3 separate regions of the Homo sapiens genome follow, and all the other regions are linked to region 2. The links are chromatin loops, found by intact Hi-C in ENCODE. Cell type or tissue: mammary epithelial cell. All regions are shown on one strand. Each heading gives the region's core, and the rest is flanking DNA. Links, peaks and the distances in the headings are about the cores only.

What was found. Peaks named below come from ENCODE experiments on the same cell type or tissue, not always from the same donor. Only the 100,000 strongest peaks of a DNase experiment are listed, where the experiment ranks them.
Region 1: a loop joins it to region 2, with 3 times the contacts of the local background. A loop is called at or near these places in 2 of 110 quality-filtered maps.
Region 3: it touches region 2 in a loop (7-fold over the local background); 6 of 110 quality-filtered maps call a loop at or near these places.

Annotation. Positions count from the first base shown.
Region 1 is chr3:45,008,182-45,015,909 of GRCh38, forward strand. It overlaps EXOSC7 (exosome component 7), which reads left to right. Exons shown (of 8, transcript NM_015004.4): 8 at 3,054-3,290. The coding sequence ends at 3,158. Among named protein-coding and RNA genes, the nearest start is that of CLEC3B, 14 kb to the right of the region's middle. RefSeq lists an enhancer at 3,913-4,032. In mammary epithelial cell, for the core only: a CTCF peak has its summit at 3,086; DNase peaks (open chromatin) are centred at 3,040 and 4,070; H3K27ac peaks cover 2,118 bases.
Region 2 is chr3:44,911,046-44,918,378 of GRCh38, forward strand. TGM4 (transglutaminase 4) reads left to right here. Exons shown (of 14, transcript NM_003241.4): 12 at 1-82; 13 at 225-361; 14 at 2,539-3,945. The coding sequence ends at 2,680. It overlaps ZDHHC3 (zDHHC palmitoyltransferase 3), which reads right to left. Exons shown (of 7, transcript NM_001135179.2): 7 at 4,216-7,333. Among named protein-coding and RNA genes, the nearest start is that of TGM4, 40 kb to the left of the region's middle. In mammary epithelial cell, for the core only: CTCF peaks have their summits at 3,059 (motif pointing left) and 4,054; a DNase peak (open chromatin) is centred at 3,026.
Region 3 is chr3:44,645,795-44,653,522 of GRCh38, forward strand. ZNF660-ZNF197 (ZNF660-ZNF197 readthrough) reads left to right here. Exons shown (of 8, transcript NR_147692.2): 8 at 1-2,677. It overlaps ZNF197 (zinc finger protein 197), which reads left to right. Exons shown (of 6, transcript NM_006991.5): 6 at 1-2,677. ZNF35 (zinc finger protein 35) reads left to right here and starts at 2,938. Exons shown (of 4, transcript NM_003420.4): 1 at 2,938-3,040; 2 at 5,147-5,465; 3 at 6,763-6,907. The coding sequence starts at 5,274. The region is part of intron 2 of ZKSCAN7-AS1 (ZKSCAN7 ZNF cluster antisense RNA 1); the gene reads right to left. RefSeq lists enhancers at 2,623-3,182, 3,061-3,230, 3,311-3,420. In mammary epithelial cell, for the core only: no CTCF peak of the experiment used is centred there; a DNase peak (open chromatin) is centred at 2,917; H3K4me3 peaks cover 1,260 bases; H3K27ac peaks cover 835 bases.

The DNA of each region.
Region 1 (7,728 bases), core at 943-5,942, 98 kb after region 2:
AGGGCAGGGACAGGGTCCTGCTCACCTGTTTCCCAGACCTTCTTTCCCCTATATCCACCTCACCTTTCTGACTGATTGACTGACTGAACTTCCAGGAACAGAGTTAGCAGGATCTGATTATTCATACTTTCTTGCAACCTCTATATCACCACACATGCCCAGAGATCATTGCTTAATAGCAAGCACTCTTCTTTTGTGTTTAGAAACAATGACTTCATACTGAAGAATCCAAGAACATGACATCTACTTTCTCTCTTTATCATGTTATTTAAAAGGCCAAAATGAGCACTGTATATAGCATGGAGTTCCCAACCATGGGCTGTGAGGGTGTACTGCCCTGGCTGCAAACCTGGCTCTGGGCCATAGTCCCCCTCATCTGCAAAGTGGGACTGATAATAGTAATATCTGCCCAGACACTGCTGAGGTTGTTATTAGGATGATGTGAGGTGTAGAGGAGAAGCACATGTCACAGTGCCTGATATGTCATCAGTTCTCAGCTAATGGCAGCTCTTATTCTCTGTGCTCCATGAAGCACCCTGAGTTCAAATTTCTCCAGACTTAATGCTGCATAAATTCTACCAAAGTCCTCTAGGCAAGGGACTGTCAAACCTTGTTTTAGAAGGTACTCTTCCCCCTCCCAGGAGAGTTTATGAGAATTTCTTTAAACAGCAACAACAAGCACAGTAAACAAATAGCTGGAGTTTATTGTGTGCGTACTATGTGCCAGATACTGTTTTCACTGCTTTAAATATATCATTTAGTCCTCAACAACCTGTGAGGTAACTATTATTATTGTCCTCATTTTTACAGATGAGGAAACTGAGGCACACAGAGGATAAGCAGCTTGCCTACAGGCCTCCCTGCTCATAAATACTGGAGCTAGGATTTAAGCCAAGACTGTGTGCGTCCAGAGCCCCTGCTCCCAGCCACTGTGCAATGTCAGCCTTATAAACCAGATCTGCCCTGGCTGTCATAGATGGCAGAACCAGAGCTCTGTTCAGTGAGCTGAGCTTTGTCCTCCCCTCAGGTTTGGGGAGTGAGGTCTGCTAACTCTGGACAGGGGACTATAGCTCTGTGGCCCTGTCTTACTGTTTATCTCACACAGGGATGCAGCAATCTGGAAAATGACTTGGTGGAGCTGAGAGCCTTGGGGGTAGTTGTGCAGGCTGCCACCCCTAGCCTCTGCAGTTGCTTTCCTGCATCTGGATTCAGAGGCGTCAAGGCCCTCTCAAGTCCTGGCATCCTGTCCATCTCATCTCCTCTTGTTGTCCTCTCTCCCCACCCTCATGTATATGAATAATCAGTACCCCTGTTTGACAGATTCAGACTTTTTTTTCTTTTTCTAATGTTATGGGAAAATCTTTCCAAAGGCCCTTTTTTTTTTTGAGATGGAGTCTCACACTATCGCCCAGGCTGGAGTGCAGTGGTGCGATCTCAGCTCACTGCAACCTCCGCCTCCCTGGTTCAAGTGATTCTGCCTCAGCTTCCCGAGTAGCTGGGATTGCAGGTGCCCGCCACCACTCCCAGTTAATTTTTTTGTATTTTTAGTAGAGACGGGGTTTCAGTATGTTTGCCAGGCTGGTCTTGAACTCCTGACCTTGTGATCTGCCTGCCTCAGCCTCCCAAAGTGTTGAGATTACAGGCATCAGCCACCACATCCAGCCCCCGAAGGCCTTTTTGACCTTTAACCCTGACTTTGCATTTCATAGAGGTGATCACTTCCCAGCCTTTTAGATCGAAATCATCTTTTCATAAGAGTTTTAGTCATACTTGGGATCTCATCCCATGTTACAGTTAGGGGCCAGGGGAGAAGACACACAAGTCATTACTCTGGGGAGGATACACCTGTAACTGAAGAGATTGAGGCAGGGATTTAGGCATGGATGTTTTTATCTCAACATTGTTGAGAATGGAACCAGTGGCAGAGTTGAATCCACACTGCTATGGGAATGTGAAAGACCTGATAAGGTAGAGATTTGTGGTTGGTTCTTTGTATTCTTAAAATGATTCTTGGGCCCAGAGACAGAATAACAGTTTCATAAAGAAAAATATATTTTTTTATATTGGGGTGGTGGTTGTTTTTTGAGACAGGGTCTTGCTCTGTTATCCAGGCTGGAGTACAGTGGCACAGTCACAGCTCACTGCAGCCGTGAACTCCTGGGCTCAAACAATCCTCCCATCTCAGCCCCCTGAGTAGCTGGGTCTACAGGCGCATACCACCATGCACAGCTAATTTTTAGTTTTTTGTAGAGATGGGGTTTCACTCTGTTGCCCAGTCTGGTCTTGATCTCCTGGCCTCAAGCAAAATCCTCTTGCCTTGGCCTCCAAAAGTGCTGGGATTACAAGCATGAGCCACTACTCCCAGCCATATTGAGTTTTTTTGTTTTGTTTTGTTTTTGTTTTTGTTTTTTTTACCTCTCGTGTCTGCTCTGTAGGGACTGATTATTAATTTTGTGGGTTGTCCCTCTTGATGTGTTTCGATTCTAACATTTCACTGCCTTTAGCATCTCAGCATGGCAGTAAACACCAAAGATCCCATCCAGGTACTGACTTTGGTCACACCTGAGCAGTTCTGCTTAGAGGCTTCATGGGAGGTGAATGAGAAGCTGCTTACTAAAATGTCCTTGGCATCATCTGTTTCTTCTCCAGACAGACTCTGGATTCCCTGTGGTCTCCCTATAGTACAGTGTCACCTGGCTGTACCCAAGCCCAGATTTGATTGACAACTTTGTTGCTTGTTGCAGTGGCAGCAGGATAGTGAAGCATGAGCTAATGGCCAGGGCAGGCTTTGCTGCTCTCTGTTTGTTGCCTGGTGGGGGCTGGTGTTTGTCTCTCTTTTTTATTTTTTTGATATGACGATTTTTACAAAATTTATTATGTTGTTGGGGTCTGTGGTTTTTGTTTTAATTTGCTTTAATTAAATAAAAGTCCTCTAAGGCAGATGGAATGTGTACAATGTCAGAAAGACTAGCTGGCAGAAAGGAATGCTTTTCTGGTCAGAGTGTGTGTGCCTTACAAGGGGGTGTGTGCTCTCTCCCGTCCCTTCTCCACAGACTGGCAAGCGTGTGGGCAAGGTACTGCATGCCTCCTTGCAGAGTGTTGTGCACAAGGAAGAAAGCCTGGGGCCCAAGAGACAGAAAGTTGGATTCCTGGGATGATTTGCACATCAACTGCTCAACTGTGGATTGTTTTTTACTTTTCCTTTTAAACCGGTTCGTATATATTTTTCTTCGCTGTTACGAATTTACAGCAGCATTTGTACATGTAAAATTAAAGGCTATTTTCTGGTCTGGTTTGGTATGTCTAGAGTTCTTCAGTTGAAGCCAAGGCACCATTCAGTGACCCATCTGGGTCTGGCCCTTATCTAGTGAGTGGCAGACAAATCCAGAGCTCTGCCACCAAGGGAGACCCCCACAAGCTGGAGTAAAGACCTGACAGAAACTGGTTTACAGGAAATGCTTATGATATGTATTTTGTGAATTTTTTTCCCCTTGAAGAACTTTAAAAATAAGAATCACAAAGAAAAGTTCATTCACCTTGTGTATTTGGGTGGTTCTGGGAGAGGAAAAAAGAGGAGGCACTCTGCTGCAGGTACACACCCAGGGCGTCTGTCTGTCTGGTTAGCCATCCCAAATCCTGGGAAAGTCCAGCTCTGACTTCCTGCCCTCCAAGAGATCCGAATGGAATTCCCTAGGTTCAGGGGCTTTAGTGGCAGCCACTTTGGCCCTTAGCCATCCTTTCTTATCACTCTTGTTTTGAAATTGCTTTGTGTTTTATAACCACTCCCTGGTGTTTCCTAAGATTTTGTTTTGTCAGCATTAAGAAGGCAGCTTTCAAGATGTTGTCATTTGATAATTCAGCTGCCTTCATGCTCTCAGCATTGAAAGGAAGACTATGCTTGCTGGCCCAGAAGGCTCTTCCTATAAGCCTGTAGTCTCACTGTGCAGTGTGTTAAAATTAAGTCTCTTCATGTGTAGAGCAGCCTTTGTTTTTTTTTCTAGGGGAACTGAAACTCCTAAATCTTAAAACACCCTGGGGAAGGAGCTGATTCACGAAGGAGAGCGTTTCAACCGTGGCATTTGCTCTCTGCATTCCAGTTAGCAAATGGGGTAAGGCGTTAGGAATTTATCACCAAATGGAAAGAACATAATGTGAGCTGAAGCCCTTGGGACTGCTTCCAGAGGTCCTGGTGTGGGCGTTCCTCCCAGCAAGGCCAGGTCCATCCCTGTGGAGAGAAGCAGCTGCCTAGACTTGGGCTTAATGGGGGAGCTTCTGCCCTGTTGAGAGCATAGCCTGGGTTTTCATCTTTTATGTTTCTTCAGTGACTATCTACAGGCACCATGACAGTGTTCCCAACAAGGCAGAAATCAGCCTGGTCTCTCCTTCCCTGCTCCTGGTTGACTGCCCGTGACATGACAAAACATTGGCAGTGGTGGCGCAGAGATGCAACTCGAGTGTGAATAAAGTTTAGAAGCATTTGCTTTTGATGGTTGATTCCAGTGGATCATTTTGAGATGCATAAATTAGAATGGGTACTGTCATATATGTCAGACTCAGCTCTGCTTCACTTCCCTTCAGACAGACAGATGAGGCTTTGCCATGCCAGTGGTATGACAAGCAGCTACCAGCTTGGATGGCTGGCTAAGCACTTCCAGTAAAAATGGAGAAAGAAGAGAAAAAGATGGTGGAATCTGTTTCTAGCCACCCCATACCTTTCCCTGAAGGCCACCCCTACATGTAATATACGTATATTGCAAATGAAACAAAACACCATATGAGCAGGGACTCTCCAGGAGAGGCATTTATTGGAAAGATCTGATTGTTGCAACTGTCAGAGTGAGAGAAGAGAAAACTGAAGACAGAGACTGGCAAAGACTTGGAAAAATATTATCCTGGGACAGACCTGTTTGATCCAGCAGAGCCACAGCTGTCTTTAGTGGTCTTTAAATAAACATTAGGTAGAAGAACATTGAAGTTGGTCAAAGTAAGGGCGGAGTATAAGAAATGCAATGTTAAATAATATTCAAGTGGGTTTTTGTCTCTGATTCTTTAGTCTTCCAAATCACGAGTTAATTTTTTTTCTTTTCTTTGTTCTTAGAGATAGGGTCTCACTCTGTCACCGAGGCTGGAATGCAATGGTGCAATCATAGCTCATTGCAGCCTCAAACTCCTGGGCTCATGTGATCTTCCCACCTTCCTGGGACTGCAGGCATGCCACCATGCCCAGCAAATTATTTTTTTAAAATGAGGGTCTCACTATGTTGCCCAGGCTGGTCTTGAGCTCCTGGCCTCAAGCAATCCTCCTGCCTTGGCCTCCTAAAGTGCTGGGATTACAGGTATGAGCCACTGCACTGGGACATGAGTTTAGATTTTTTTCTCGTTGTTGAGACGGAGTCTCGTTCTTTTGCCAGGCTGGAGTGCAGTGGCGTGATCTCACCCACTGCAGTCTCTGCCTCTCGGGTTCAAGCGATTCCCCTGCCTCACCCTACTGAGTAGCTGGGACTACAGGCGTGCACCACCACACCTGGGTAATTTTTTTTATTTTATTAGAGACAGGGTTTCACCATGTTGGCCAGGATGGTCTTGATCTCCTGACCTTGTGATCCGCCTGCCTCGGCCTCCCAATGTGCTGGGATTACAAGCGTGAGCCACAGCACCTGGCCGAGTTTAGAATATTAACAGTAGTTTGTTTGCTCAGTAAAGCCAGTTGTCTAACATACAAACTGCCAGTAGAGAATAAGTCTTCGCTATTCCAGACTTTTTGGAAAACAATCTGGCAGTGTGCATTAAAAGCCTTAAAAGACCGGGTGTGGTGACTCACGCCTGTAATCCCAGCACTTTGGGAGGCTGAGGTGGGCGGATCATGAGGTCAAGAGATCGAGACCATCCTGGCCAACATGGTGAAACCCATCTCTATTAAAAATACAAAAATTGGCATGGTGGCACACGCCTGTAATCCCAGCTACTTGGGAGGCTGAGGCAGGAGAATTGCTTGAACCCAGGAGGTGGAGGTTGCCGTGAGCCAAGATCGCGCCACTGCACTCCAGCCTGGCTACAGAGCGAGACTCCTTCTCAACAAAAAGCCTTAAAAATGTTTGCCCTTTGACCTAGTAATTCTACTTCTGGGCATGTAATCAAAGTAAATAATTTATGATACAAGGGGAGTGGAAACATTAATACAGAGGAGTTTATCCCAGTGTTATTTATACATCCCAAATAATGGCCATAAAGTAACTGCTAGTTAGTGGGGAAACAATGTTCCATGCATTGCTAGATGCCTCTGATGGATTACCTTCTGTCCTCAGCCTCGCCTCTGCCTCTACGGCAGTCAGACCGTAGCTAATAGATTATGTGTTCTGAGGGTTAAGACATGGGCAGCCAATCAGGATTTTACTCAACTTGTCAAAATTAAAAATAATAATAATTGGAGCATAAAAAGCTTATGTCAACCACTATAATGGGAAATTCCAGTCCTTCACCCAGTTTCCGTAAGCCAGTTCACAGATCAAAGTCCATTGACAGGAGGGAGGTTGGTGTCTTTAAATAAGAATCCTGTAATATCACCATCAGCACCTACAATAATAGTTCTCCAGTCTGGAATACCAGCATTGAGGAAAGGTGATTTGAAGCCTTTTGAATCTGGGTTTTGACTTGATGCCTGTATTAGGAGACCTGAAATGCCACCAAGGCTCTCCAGTCAAAGGGGATGGGGGATGGAGGCTAGGTAATAAATGGATGGTACAAGTAAGTCTGGCTCACAATGGTCATTAGGTCCTGGGATAATTTCCTTCCCCAAATGTGTAGGTGGGATGGATGTGGTACAATTGAGATGTCATAAATGGGATGGAATGAAAACCACAATGGTAAGAAGGGTCAAGGTTGGAAACTGCCTCCCTTCCCTGGCCAAGATAATAAATCAGAGACAATATTGGATCTTGGGAGAAATTGCAGAGATTAGGACCAACATCAAAGACTTTAAGGATGCAAGGGTAGTTGTCCCCGCCTCATTGCCATTTATCTTATCTCTGTGGCCCCTGTAAAAGCCAGGTGAATCATGGTAGATGACCACCAAACACACGAGAGAGCTCCAATTTCCACTGCTTTGTTGGATGAAGTATCTTCACTAAGATTAATCAGCACAGCCTCCAATGCTTCGTATGTGGCTATAAGTTAGGAAAATTCTTCCTTAATCCCCATTAACAAGAAGGGTCAAAAGCAGATCTCTTATGTGGAAGGACTGCAAAATGTGTTCAGTGTCTTGTCAGCGGTCTATGTTAATCACCTACTTTTTGTCACAGTGATATCTTCAGGGCCATCGCGCTGATCTATTTATGTTGATAAAATCATGTTTATTAGATCTAGTACATAGGACGTGGAAAGCCGTTGGAAGTCCTAGTAAAAGACACATGCCTGAGAGGGTGGGAAATAAACCCCATGAAGATTAAGGAGACCACCACACTGATAATGTTTTTAGGTATCCAGTGGTGTGGGGCATTCTGAGAGATACCCCCTCTAAGGTGGTAGATTTTGAACCTTGCACCCACCCTCATCCCCACTACCCTCACTGAGAAGTACAGCACTTGTTGGGCCTCTGGATTTTGGAGACAAGAATGCTGTACTTGAGAATGCTGTCTCAATGCATTTATTGAGTAATTCACAAACCTACCAGTTGTGAATGGGAGTCCAGAATAAGACAGGACTCTGAAGCCTGTTTAAGCTGCATTACAA
Region 2 (7,333 bases), core at 1-5,000:
CATTGCGGAAATTGTGGAGTCTAAGGAAATCATGGCCTCTGAAGTATTCACGTCTTTCCAGTACCCTGAGTTCTCTATAGAGGTGAGCTTCCTGCAGGCCATAAAGGGCTCCTTCTGCCTGGAAGTTGGCCATGGAGTGTGACGGGGCCCCTAAGAACCCTGAGGGTCCTTGGTTGGCTCATGCATATCTTCTCTCCCCATCTCTCCTCCCCACCCTACTACAGTTGCCTAACACAGGCAGAATTGGCCAGCTACTTGTCTGCAATTGTATCTTCAAGAATACCCTGGCCATCCCTTTGACTGACGTCAAGTTCTCTTTGGAAAGCCTGGGCATCTCCTCACTACAGACCTCTGACCATGGGTGAGTCTGCCTGAGGTATTCTTAGAAATATGCTTCTGGACATATATCTTGCACATGTGTGCATATTCCTGAGAAGTGAATTCCCAGTATGGGGTCACAGGGTCAAAATGTAGATACATTTTGCTAGTGCCAAATTACTTTGAGAAAAGATTGCATCAATTTATGCTCTACCGACAGATCTTTTTGATTCTTGCCAATCTAGTGGTTAAGTAATCTCATTGCTTTACTTTGCATCTGATTATTTGTGAGGTTGAATATTTCTTACATTAATTGACTCTCTCCTGTGAATTGCCTGTTCCTAACTTTTGTCCATTTTTCTACTGAGTCATTTATTTTTTCATATTGGTATGGTGTCTTTACACAGTAGAGTGTTATGTGCTGTGAATTTTTTTATAGCAGTTTTGTATTCAATTTTTTAAATTTGATTCTTATTTATTTTGAGGTGGAGTCTCACTTTGTTGCCCAGGCTGGAGTGCAGTGACACGATCTTGGCTCACTGCAATCTCCATCCGTCCCCAGGTTCAAGTGATTCTCCTGCCTTGGCCTCCTGAGTAGCTGGGATTACAGGCATATGCCACCACACCCGGCTAATTTTTGTATTTTTAGTAGAAACGGGGTTTCCCCATATTGGCCAGCCTGGTCTTGAACTCCTGACCTCAGGTGATCTGCCCGCCTTGGCCTCCCAAAGTGCTGGGATTACAGGCATGGGCCATCATGCCCGGCCGAACAGTTTGTATTTTTTTAAACACTAAGATGTCTTTCACCAGTAGAACTTTTAAATTTTAATGTAGTCAAATTTTTCAATCTTTTCCTTTACGGATACTGAATTTCATGTCATCCTAGGTGCATAGAAATATTCTCTTATGCTTTTTCTAGAATTTCCAGCTTTATTTACACAATTAGGTATTTATCTGGAATTTTTTTTGGGTGTGGAGTGATGTGGAGCTCCAACTTTGTCTGTGGTTTTCCTAGTACTTTGTAGCACTGCCTTTATTATGCTGTCAATTCCCATATATATCTGGGTCTCTGGACTCTTTAATTTGCTATTTCATTTGTCTTCTTCTAATATAACATCATACCACTTAAATTATTGTAGTCCTATAATAATTTTATATGATTATCATATCTACATATTGATATGTATTAGGCAAATCCCCACCCCACCCCCATTTTTGTCTATAGCACTTTTAGAATCATCTTGTCATATAATTTTAAAACAGCTGGGATTTAGATTGATACTGCATTGAATTTACCTATTTATTTGGGGGAGAATTATGCCAAATGACAATATTGTGTCTTGCCATCTAGGAATATGAGATTTTCCCATTTTTTTCCAGTCTTTTTTATCACCTTTAGAAAAGCTATATTGTTTTCTTTATATACCACTTGCACGTTATTAGTTGGGTTAATTCCAAGATGCATCAATATTATAGCTTTTATGAATGGAATATTTTTCATTGTATTTTCTAATTGTTTGCTGGACTATATGGAAATTGATTTTTGGCATGCTGATATATCCAGCAAAAAACTTTACTGAACTCTAATGTTTTGTTTCTGAGAGGTTTCTGATGGTCTGTTTCTTACAGGATGTCTGAATCTTCCAAGTAAAAATGAGTAGACTCCTATTTTCCTTAGACCACGATTTATCACATTTTAATGTGCACACAAATTACCTGGGGAGTATTGTTACAGTGTAGATTCTGATTCAGCAGGTTTAGGGTGGAGCCTCAGATTCTGTGTTTCCTACAAGCTCAGCTAGTATTGCGAAGCCCCAGAACACACTTTGAGTAGTGAGGGGCTAGCCAATTCCTTGCATGTGGATTCAACATAAAATACATGTTCCTCTTAGATTTTATGTAATAGATGACTGTTGCTAATACTCATGAAACAAGAACATCTGTAGTAAAGTCAGGCAAGACTCCAGGGAAGATTTGTGAAATGTCAGAGTTGGAAGAGCTTCTGGAAACCAGCTGGTTCACCCGTCTTGCTTTACATCTGAGAAAACTGATAGCAGCACCCAGGGTGCAGGTACACTGTGCCATGCCCTGGAATGGCCAGGACTTTTCAAAGAGGCTGAGCTAAGGCTCAGTTTCCTGGCTTCTCACCCAACTCATCTTCTCCCTCTTCCCATAACATCCTTGGCTGATTGTATGTCCGTATGTCTTTGAATTTTCCAGGACGGTGCAGCCTGGTGAGACCATCCAATCCCAAATAAAATGCACCCCAATAAAAACTGGACCCAAGAAATTTATCGTCAAGTTAAGTTCCAAACAAGTGAAAGAGATTAATGCTCAGAAGATTGTTCTCATCACCAAGTAGCCTTGTCTGATGCTGTGGAGCCTTAGTTGAGATTTCAGCATTTCCTACCTTGTGCTTAGCTTTCAGATTATGGATGATTAAATTTGATGACTTATATGAGGGCAGATTCAAGAGCCAGCAGGTCAAAAAGGCCAACACAACCATAAGCAGCCAGACCCACAAGGCCAGGTCCTGTGCTATCACAGGGTCACCTCTTTTACAGTTAGAAACACCAGCCGAGGCCACAGAATCCCATCCCTTTCCTGAGTCATGGCCTCAAAAATCAGGGCCACCATTGTCTCAATTCAAATCCATAGATTTCGAAGCCACAGAGTCTCTCCCTGGAGCAGCAGACTATGGGCAGCCCAGTGCTGCCACCTGCTGACGACCCTTGAGAAGCTGCCATATCTTCAGGCCATGGGTTCACCAGCCCTGAAGGCACCTGTCAACTGGAGTGCTCTCTCAGCACTGGGATGGGCCTGATAGAAGTGCATTCTCCTCCTATTGCCTCCATTCTCCTCTCTCTATCCCTGAAATCCAGGAAGTCCCTCTCCTGGTGCTCCAAGCAGTTTGAAGCCCAATCTGCAAGGACATTTCTCAAGGGCCATGTGGTTTTGCAGACAACCCTGTCCTCAGGCCTGAACTCACCATAGAGACCCATGTCAGCAAACGGTGACCAGCAAATCCTCTTCCCTTATTCTAAAGCTGCCCCTTGGGAGACTCCAGGGAGAAGGCATTGCTTCCTCCCTGGTGTGAACTCTTTCTTTGGTATTCCATCCACTATCCTGGCAACTCAAGGCTGCTTCTGTTAACTGAAGCCTGCTCCTTCTTGTTCTGCCCTCCAGAGATTTGCTCAAATGATCAATAAGCTTTAAATTAAACTCTACTTCAAGAAAACTCTGTGGTCCCTGAGTCCTTTTTTCTTTATGCCAATAAGCTTCTTAAATGTGCTGGCGGTTTATGCAGTCACTTGGGGAGCCATGGAATCCTTTGATCTCCCCAGGCAAGGTGCTCTGAGGAGTTGGCTTCTTTATTGTCTGTTCAGTACATCCAACCCCTCTCTCAAAGGCTGTCACCCCAACTGGATACACACCCTGGCAAAGGCACGTAGCTTGAATGAGGGTTATTTTGTGTCTAATTCACAGGAGAGTCATGGGTGGGATACCTGTCATCCTCTGCCTTTCCAGCTGTCCAAGTGAAAAAAACCTCAATCCTGGTCACCCTTGCCCAAGTTGCCCACATCCCTGGCATACAGTAGGTGTTCAATAAATGTTTATTGAAGGAAAGGTGACTGTTCCTTCTGCTGGAAATACCACAAGGGTGGTGACACAAACAAGAGTTTGGTCAGTCACTCCACAGCACAGTGTCCGATCCCAAGAGGTGATATAGCCCGGCACGGCCACTGTGTGGTGCCGTATGACACTCACTTGTCTCCCACACTGGGAATGGAAGAAAAGTAGCTTTCCTAGAGGTGCCTTTAGGGTGGCCCATAAGGAAGGACACTGCCCAAGGGTTTGAGCTGGGATCTCTTAATTAAAACAGGAGACTCCAGTCACTGAGGGTGAGCAAAGAGCTTTTTATTCAAAGAAAGAGGCAAATTGCACCCAATCTCTCTCCCTGTAAGATCTCATCTGGTTTTGACATCAGTTGCAATGCTTTCAGTCTGAGGCTAAGCAGAATGTTATGCTGTGAATGGTCACCACAGAGAGACCACTGTGTTGCTGGTGTGGGGAGGCGAGGCTCAGGGTTGGACAGGTTAATTACCTACATAACCCTGGCTGTGGCCCAGCCCAGCACCTCCCAGAACAGGGACTGACATGGCTGAGGTCTACCTTGGAGATGGGGTCAGTGAAGAGGGGAGGCAGGGTCAGCCTCTGTGCAAGTAAAATGCCCCCTCACCCCAGCCTTCCTTTCCAGAGCAACCAATCTGAAAACAGAATTGCCTTTGGGGCTGGTGTTGTACCTCTGCTTTCAGGCCAAGATGGATTCCCTAGAAGAGGAGTTTGAAGCCCAATGTGCAAGGACATTTCTCAAGGGCCATGTGGTTTTGCAGACACTGCTGTCCTCAGGCCTGAACTCACCATGGAAACCCATGTCAGCAAACAGTGACCAGCAAATCCTCTTCCCTTATTCTAACTGCTGCCCCCTAGGAGACTCCAGGGGGCAGGCATTGCTTCCTCCCTAGTGTGAACTCTCTGGTATTCCATCCACCATCCTGGCAGCCCAGAGCTGCTTCTGGGTTAGGACAACAAATAGGGGGCCCTACAGTCAGAGCAGCTCTTACCCAAAGTGGTGAGCGTCAACTTCCTGTCCAGATTGCAAGTTAATGGCCTTTACAGCTGACTCGGGCTCCTATGTCGTCATTAATAAATATTAAAGCTGATAAGGACCAAGAAAGTGGGCCTGCAGCCTGAGTGTGGGAGGCCCAATGTCTTTCTGGTTGCTCTGTTGATGTTAGAATCCCACCATCACCCCTCTCGTGGGTCATAGTTGGAGAGCTCTGGCAAGGGTTAGGGCAGAGGTGGCTTTGTGAACACTGGGCCCTTTGAGCAATTAACCCCAGGCCCTAGTGGGTCATCAGTTGTAGAGAGACGGTCTCTGGCAGGATCGTTGCCCTTCACAGAGTGTCCAAAGATGCTGTCCAAGAACCAGGATGCTGCTTGGCTCTTTTCTTTCTCACGGTCGCCAGTTTCCTTTCTCAGCATCCTGAGGCTGCACCTCCAAACACTGACCTTCTTCTCCTCTGAACTGCAGCCACAGGCCCCTTGGGGCCAGGACTCATGCCCTTTTGCCTGGAGCTGGAAGGGGGGCCCTAACACTGAGGTCTTGCAGGGGCATGCTCTGCTGAGTGCCTGTGCTCCTGCCAATCCTGACGCCAGTAGACGCTGGGGAAATGGGCCAAAGAGAGGAACAAAGGCACGTGGAGGGAGTGGGTGGTGAATCCACTTCTTATACCAAACGGGGATAAGAACCCTTCTGTTGGGCTTTGTGCAGAAGATGCTGCTTCAGCAACCACTGGAATGGGGTTTAGGAGCACCAGAACGCTGCTCAGACCTTCAGCAGTGGTCACAGACACCACAGGCTTCAAATGGGGTGAATAGAGGGCAGACTCATCCTGGTGGGGTGTGTGTGTGTGTGTGTGTGTTTGTCTATCTTCCTGATTCATCTGATTCATCAATCAGCAGACCCTGGCCATCACCCATCTTTTCAGAGACAAGATGGGCACCAATTTGGGAGAACTGGCCTTTTCAAACACACAGGCAGGGTTTATGGTCAGTTCTACCTACATGTGTTATTAGACTCCCTCCAAGAGGTAACATTCAATTAAGTTCTCATGCGAGTGGTTAGGGAGTCCCCAGTAGCTCCAAAGAGGTCCTTCCCATATCCACATCTGTGAATGGCTAGATATGTAGCCACAGGCAGGACAGCTCCCAGCTGTCTCGCTCAGTGAAGACTCCAGTGTCTGTGGAATGGGGGCTCATTTTCGGTGCTACTGTCTTAACTCTGGCTCTGTCCATGCTGGACATGTCCTGCACATGTGTGTGTAGAGCTTAATGCAGGGTCCTCTTTGAACCATGCCTGGCCCTTGCAGGTAGATGTGGCAGCCACCTCTACCTCCTAATTTCGGCAGGCAGCATGGGGAAGCCCTTTCCAGGGAGTAGCTGGCAGCTCTGCAGTCTTTCCAGGCTAGTCTCCCCTGATGTCAGTGTCCCAACCCAGGTCCCCAAGGCAAGCCCTGCCCGGTCCTTCTGTCACAACCTTACTTCTCAAAGCCAGGAGCCAGGGGCCCAGCCTTCCCAAGAGAAGACAGAAATCCTGGGGAAAGCCAAAGGCAAGCTCTTTTCTGCCCCTGGGATGCCCTGTTCAAAAGCTCCCTTTGCTGGGCGGAGAATGTGAAAGCCACCCAGTCTTGGAGAACGGTTCTTGATGAGCCGTCTCAGTGCAGACTCTTCTTAGATGAACTCTGAGAAAGCCCCCATCCTCCTCTGATGTCCCCAGCCTACTCCCGACCCCCAGACCTGGCCCAACATGGAGAGAAGAAGGAGGGGAAATGGCAAGGCCAAGCGAGTGGCTAAGGGAAGCACTGGGGGTGCTGGGAGCGCACCATGCCCATAAGCCCCTTTAGCCAAAACCCCAGGATGAAGGTTGACAGCACTTTTTAGTGTTTGCTTCTCTCCCCACAGCAGCATCTATTCATCTGTCACCTCCACAGAGTCCTCGTCCTTTGTCTCCTCTGATGGATCCTCCATTGTTTCGGTGTCTGACAGCGATGTCACCTGCCGCACCATGTCTTTGTCACTGGGGATCTCTGGCTGACACGGTCTGGAGAAGGGGTTGAACCAGTTCAGGGAGAAGTCCCCACCAAAGGTCTCCTTTACTGACTGCCAGCTCCCCATGTGCTCCCTGGGCTGGTTCTTTCGTTTGAGGCGCTCGATGCCCTGCAGGGAGAAGGGGATGAAGAACATCGTCAGCGTGGTGCTGGGCTGTACAGCTCACATAGACACCCCCAGCTATAGCATAGCAGTGGCGGGGGGGGGGGCGGGGTGTCCACGGCATGGGTAAGATGGGGTCTGAGTGGGCAGTCTGTTGTGGCCCAGGTCACCCCCGGGAGGTCCCTCAGAGGACTGCTGGGGTGTGGGTGGACAGCAGCGTGGAGGAACACAGCAAGCAGGG
Region 3 (7,728 bases), core at 943-5,942, 260 kb before region 2:
ACTGATTAAGCCAGTGCAGAATCCACTTGTGGGCAGTCAGTGCCCATTACCCCCTGTGAACCATTCTGTGCCCTTGAGTACATTTGTGGGTTTAACTCAGTCTATATTCTTAAGTTGGTAATTTTTATGTTGTAATTCTCAAAGTTCTGTTTCTGTAGCTGGACTATGAATAATACCTGAATATGAAGATTGTGTTTTTTAATAATGTCAAAGTGGTGTGTTGATTATCATAAATGTTATTAATTCAACCCCACAGTTTCTTGGGGGCTGGTTCCTCATTAGAGTGAAAGGTAGCCAAGAGTGAAAACTGGAAGGGGCCTAAGGCTTAAAGTCTTAAGACCTGGATGTGGTTCAGGTTTTGCCATCTGCCTCAGAAAAAATCTCTTCAGTTCTTGGAGCCTTGAATTCCTCATCTGTTAAACAGGAGGAAGAATATCTACCTCACAAAGTTCTTATGAGATAATGAATATAAAAATGTTTCATCCAGGTTGTTGAATCATCCCAGCTTATATAATAATTACAAAGGACATATGTACTTTAACAATGGAGAATGCTGTGATTTACCTCTTCACCGAGTAACAAAATGTCACATTGCTTAGATTGAGACAGCCCACATAATGTGCCACCTTCTGTGATGTAATAAGCTGAAAAATGTTCAACCTGAATTTAATCAAGCTTCTTGGACCTCATTGCCAGGTTACAGGAAATACAGGAGGCAGAGGAACAAATAAAAGACACCACGAGAAACAGACACATCCAGAACGTGGAATATTGCATAAGAAAGCTGCCCTGGATTCTTCAAAATATTATTATGATGAAAAAGAGAGGGGAGTGAAAATTGTTCAAGCTGTCTTGAGTCTGCTGTGAGTTTATTATACCATTCTCTGCTTTTGTGTATGTATGAAAATTTCGATATGAAAGGTATAAAACATGGATGAGGAGGCTTGTTTTTAAAAGATAATACTAGAGAGCCGTTAGGTACTAAGAACCAGAAATAGACTCACATAAATGGCCAATTGATTTTTGACAGGGGCAAAAGCAATTCAATGGAGGAGGGATCGCCTTTTCAGCAAATACTGTTGGAGTAATTGGATATCCATAGGCAGTAAACCAACAACTTCAGGACCTAGGACTGAGCTAAGAAGGCTCAGATGACTCAAAAGCATGCTCCTTAGAAGGAAAAAAAATGTTAAATTGGACTTCATCAAAATTAAGATAATTTACCCTGTAAGAGACCTTTTTACAAAGATGATATTACAGGTTGGGAAAAAATATTTGCAAATCATATCCAACAAGGGATTTGTATGTAAACTACATAAAGAACTTTCCAAATTTAACAGTAATAAGTAAATACAATTAGAAAATAAGCAAAAGACAGACATTTCACTGAAGTATAGATAGCAAATAAGCAAATGAAAAGATGTTCAACATCATTAGGCATGAGGGAAATGCAGAGTAAAATCGTGAGATATCACCTATCAGAATAGCTTAACTTTTTTTTTTTAATGGTGGTAACTGCTGGCAAGGATGAAGAGAAACAGGATCTCATACATTGCTGGGAATGTAAAATGGTACAGCCACTCTGGAATATAATTTGGCAGTTTCTTGTAAAACCACACATGTATATGTCATGCTTCAGGAATTGCACTTCTGAGCATTTATCCCAGAGAAATGAAAACTTGCGTTCACACAAAAACCTGTATACGAATGTTCATAGCAGCTTTATTTGTAATGGTCGAAACCTGTAGGCAACCCATATATCCTTCCTTAGGTGGTTAAAACAAATTGTGGTTTATGTATTACCATGGAATACTTGTTACTCTGCAATAAAATTGACTTATTGATATCCATAACAACTCAAATAAATTTCAAGGGAATTAATGCTGAGTGAAAATAATCACAAAAGGCCATATTCTGTATGAAAATATTCATATAACATTCTCAAAATGATAAAACTATAGAGATGAAAAATGGATTAATGGTTGCCAAAGGTTAGGGATGGTGGGAGGAAAAATGGGGAGAGGGTTGGATGGAACTATTAAAAGGTAGCACCAGAAAGGTCTTTGTGGTGATGGAACACTTGTGTATCTTGATTGCAGTGGTGGTTACACAAATCTATAGGTGCTATACCTATACACACATACTGTACCAATGTTGATTTCCTTTTTCATTTTATGTAAGATGTAACCATGAGGGGAAAGTGGGTGAAGGGTGCTATCTTTGCAACTTCCTGTGATTCTATCATTTCAAAATAAAAAGTAAAAACCAACAATGGCAACGAAAACCCAAAACTAAAGAGCTGTAACCAACTAAAGTGTGTGAAACTGATTTGAAAAAAAGTTATAAAATACATGTTTTAGGACAGTTGGGAAATTTGAATATGACTGGTTATTAGATGGTATTAGGGAATTTTTGTTGATTTTCTTACCTGTGACGGTGGTGGTAGTTTGAAGAATATTCTTAATCTTAAGGGATGCATGTTGAAGTATTTGGAATGAAGTGTTCTGATGTTTACAACTTTCAAAAAAATGATTTTAAATATGTATTGAGAGATCAGGCAAACATAGCAAAATGTTCATTGTTGAGTCCACATGGAAAATACGGGTATTCAATGTGCCATACTTTCAACTCTTCTGTACTCTGATATTTTCAAAATAAAACATTTGAGGGGAAATTATCAGGGCTTTCTACAGATTAATGCTGTGTAGCTTCAGGCTCTTGGGTGCGCGCCTCGCCTGAGTGTCTCATCCCTGCTTGGGATGCGCCCCTCCCTGAGGCTCACTTAGAGCTTCCAACAGCACAATCCTCCTAAGCGCTTCTGCCCCATCCCTGGTCTGGGGCGACATTGGACACCCATCGAGAGGAAAGCACCTCCGAGGTTCCTAGAGAGGCCGGCTTGGCGACTTGGGGAGCCGGAAGCCCATCCCGAGGCACTTCCTGTCCGGTCATTGTTCTCGTGCCGGTAGAAGCTGAAGTACCGGTCAGCCAGCCTCCTGCTGCAGAGCCAGTGAACTCAGGTCGGGCTTCTCAGCTGCGCACAGTGAGTGGGGTCGGAGGGGGTGGGCACGAACGTCGAGGGAGAAAAAGGGGCTCTCCCAGGGGCCATGGCCCTAGGAGCGGCCCCTGCGTCCTTTCCCCGGGGACACCAGCCTTGTCTGTCGGGGTGCGGGGGGCAGTGAGTTCCCCACCGCCTCGGAATCCCGGCTGCTGCCCACCTGGGGCCTGGTCCGGGAGAGGATGCACACGGACCGGCCAAGGGGCCAGATAGGTCCCAGGGACAGGGCCGCGAGGAGCCTATACGTGGAAAGAATGGATTGCCACGTTTGGAAATAGAGAAAGGACGTTGAAAGGGAGCCTTTGATAGAGGGCCCTGTGCCGTCTGGGACCGGAGGTCCGTCAGAATCTGATCAGAAGTCTGATGAGAGTACTCACTGTAGGCAGTCTTATACACAAGGTGGAACTAGTCTTAAGGACCTTCATACCAGATTGAATTCGGATAGTGATGGAAAGAATAGTCCTCCAGAATTAAGGTTTGTCACAGGAATGAAAGTATTGCATTACTTAATAAATTCAGTGTATACAGTAAGTGGCCAGTAAGTTGACATGGGGAAAAGAGTATGATCACTTCAATAGCAGCAACAGGGGATTGAATAAGATTTCGCACCCTTTTCCAATAAAACATTCAAAGGGGGTTAGAAAGAAAAATTTCAATCTCTTCATAAGCAATCAAACTAGTAAGGTTATTTTGCTCACAGGTTAAAAACAAAAACCCTGCTGGCTTAGCTGTGATAAAGGGTTACTGTCAATTAGTGGGGGTGTGAATTGGCATGGTGCTTTTGGAAAGCAATTTGACAGTACATATCAACCAGCAAATCCTTGAACCAGTAATTCTCTGATTATTCTAAAGGAATAATTCAGCAAAAAAAAAATATTTACAAAGAAAAACTTTTAAATATTAATAAAATGGAAATATAAACTTTTACTAAATAAATGGTTCATAAATAGAATATGATTAAGTAAATGATAATATAGCCACAATTTAGAATACTATGCCAGAATGAGGTAGTTCTATATGTGTTGTATTGAAAGATTGTTAAGACTATTGTGAAATACGGAAATTGAGTTAAAAAACAATGCAGGTTGCTGAACAGTATATAACTGTGATGATCTAAAGTATGTTTTTGAAAAATAAGCAATATGTGTGAAGGTGAACATATAAGTATGTAAATGCAGAGAAAATGGGTTAGGACTCCCATCTAAACTGATAAGTACTTTGTGTGTGTGTGTGTGTGTGTGTGTAGTGTGTGTAGGTTATATATTTAATTCTATATATTTCTGTATTACTTGATCCTTTTTCAATGAGAGTGAAGATTTATCAACACCATAGGTTATTGTGTAGCATTTAAAATAAGCATGAAGAATGGCAACATGAAAGTAATCTTTTTTTAAATCTTAAGTGTAATATTTTATCTCACAGGACATTTGGAAGCTATGGAAAATGTAAAAATCAAACAAAAAAAATGAAAAGAACCTTAAAACTACCTGTAATTACACCATCCAGAGTTAACTACCCACTGCTAACACGTTGGTATAAAGACTCCCAGTCTTTTTCTTGGGATCCTTTTGTTCACATTATTTTGTATCCTTGGCAATAAAAAATCTTTTTGTTGTAAAATCCTTTTTTAAAAAATGCTATGATGATAATTGTGAAAATATGTATCCCCAAAGTCAAAAACAAGAATTTGTAAAATCATAATTATTAGTAGTATGGTTGGAGATTTTCCTTTGAAAGAAATATCTTAAATCTTAAAATGTATAGTGGTTATCTCTTTGGAGGTAGACCGAGATGATTTTTCTTAATCATTTGCTGCTTTTAAGTTTTTACAATAAAAGTAAGTTAACTTTTAATCAGGAAAAAATCAATAAACATTATATAAAGCTGTTTGCAATGTGGTTATTATGGGAAGATATTACATATTTATAGTCCAACCCCTTCATCCTATGAGGGAGGAATAGAGGATTCCATGTCCTACATTGGCCCCTGGCCAGGCGCTGGTGAAATTTGCCGGTGTGGCATCCGGCAAATTTGCTAAGTGGCATCCAGCAAATCTCTCCTTGGTGCTAACAGTGTTTTCTGATTTCTCAGTAGGCAGTACTCATCTTGGCCCTGGGAAGAAACTCAAGAAGAAGCTTTTGAAACATAAAGCTTGGATGGGGTTTGACCTCTGCAGGGCAGCGCCCAGCTATAGGAGTTCCCCTGCTGAGCAGAGAAGATGACTGCAGAATTGAGAGAAGCCATGGCCCTAGCCCCATGGGGCCCAGTGAAGGTGAAAAAGGAGGAGGAAGAAGAAGAAAACTTCCCAGGTCAGGCATCCAGCCAACAAGTGCACTCCGAGAACATCAAAGTCTGGGCCCCAGTGCAGGGTCTTCAGACAGGCCTTGATGGATCAGAAGAGGAAGAAAAGGTAAACGGGGGCCTGAGAGGAAGAGGGGAGGAGATACTTGAAGACCTCAAGTAGTTTAAGAGGGGACTCTGCCCCTCTGCTTCCACACCTGGAGTCTTATTTCTTGGGTACAATTCTAGCTTCCAGTCTTTTGTAATAGGATAGAAACATTCCCTTCTGATTGATGTGACATTCAGTACTTTCTGTAAACCAGTGGTTCTCAAATTTTGCTACACAGAACCTGGAGAGCTTTTTATAAAATCTTGATGTCCATACTGTATTCTATTCCTATTAAATCAGAATCCGTGGTCCAGGCACAGTGGCTCACACCTGTAATCCCAGCACTTTGGAGGCCAAGGCGGGAGGATCACTTGAGGTCAGGAGTTCAAGACCAGCCTGAGCAACATTGCACACCTCGTGTTTTGCAATGCCGAAATACAAAAAATTAGCTTGGCATGGTGGCACGTGCCTGTAGTCTCAGCTACTTGGGAGGCTGAGGTGGGAGGATTGATTGAGCCTTGGAGGCATAGGTTGCAGTGAGCCGAATTCATGCCACTGCACTCTAGCCTGGGCAATAGAGTGAGACCCTGCCTCAAAAAAAAAAAAAAAAGAATCTAAGGGTGGGACCTGGGTATCCATGTTTTTTTAAAACTCTTCAGGTAATTTCAGTCAGGTTTTGACAATGCTAACCAGAGCTTCTAAAACTTTAATGTGCATAGGAATCACCTAGGGGTTCTTGTTAAAACAGTTAAAGTTCAGATTCTGATTGAGGATGTCTGGGGGTGGTCTGAGATTCTGTGTTCTTTGTTTGTTTGTTTTGCAAGCTTCCAGGTGATGCAGATACTGCTGCTGATCTTTGCACCACACTTTGATTCATGAGGCTGTACACTGTGCTGTCCTTAATGTTTCAAACACACCCCTTACCATTACTAGTCAAATGAGGGCAGAGGTTCCCCCAGAGCCTTTCTGTAATAATATCATCAAAACCTTGCTGCTTTGATCTTTAGATCCCACAAAAGTTCACTCTGAAAATTCTTCCCATATGCTCTCTCCTCTTATCATGTACTCACTGGTAAGCTAGGTTTAGATTCTGGAGTGAGCAGTGAGGTGCAATCAAAGTAATAAGGAAGAAAGTAGCTAGCTTGTTTCTCTGCCCAACTCACCCTGGGGGTTGGAGGAGACTCTGGCTTCCTTTTCTGTTTTTAAAAATTGTTCTATGGCCTCCAGGAATAGATAATTATGTTCTCATTCTCAAAATTGTAACCACACTACCCCCTACCACCAGTTCCCTCTTAAACATGTGCCTGCTTGTCTCTAGGGTCAGAACATATCCTGGGATATGGCGGTAGTCCTGAAAGCAACTCAGGAGGCACCTGCTGCTTCAACCCTTGGCAGCTACTCATTACCAGGGACTCTGGCCAAGAGTGAGATACTGGAGACTCATGGGACCATGAACTTTCTAGGTATGGTTCAGTTCCCTGATTCTGAATCTGACCATTGGGGTTTCTCAAAATCTTTTCAGAGACTGGTGGGCATCCAGTCTCCTAGGTTGACCAACAGAGTACTGAGGTATTGAAAGTGTCCAGGAAAGCTGGAAAGAGGAATGCTGAAATGCCTGTGCATTTGTCATGGGAAGTGGCTTATTTTGCACACAGGCTCAAGACACTAGACAAACATAGGTGTTGTGCTGAAACCTGATCAACACCAATATGGTACCAGGTTCAAGAGGCTGAAGAAGAGACCCAGAGCCAGCAAACAACATAGAATTTTACTAGGTGTTTATGTACAGGGTAGACAGTCTAGAGGCAGTGGACTGGGCACGGGAGAACCACATGGCCCAGTGGCACAGGCTGGACAGGAGAGCTGCAACTGCTTGCAAAAGGCATGCGGTTTATGTCGCATTTTCACTTAACACCCTCTCCCTAATGACCTCCACCTGGCAGCCTTAATTTAACCCAAAACAAGGGGCCTCAATCCCCTTTAAGGCCCGCATTCCACTGAAAGGGGTGGGGAATGGATAAGGAATGGATCTCCAGGTTGGCCACTTCTGGATTCCTTTGCTTGGAACTCCAAACTATATTCAGGTGTGTCTGCCATACAGGATCATTCTCAGGGTATGCTTAAGTTGTTGCCATCAGGTGTATTTACCATACAATAGGTGAATTCCAAACTCACTTTTTAGTGATATTTATTGTTCAATGAGTTTCATCTCTGTGCACACATGTAGGCACATGTCCTTTTTATACGCTTTGTAGTTAGCATAGGTTGGTGAGCCTGCAAGAGA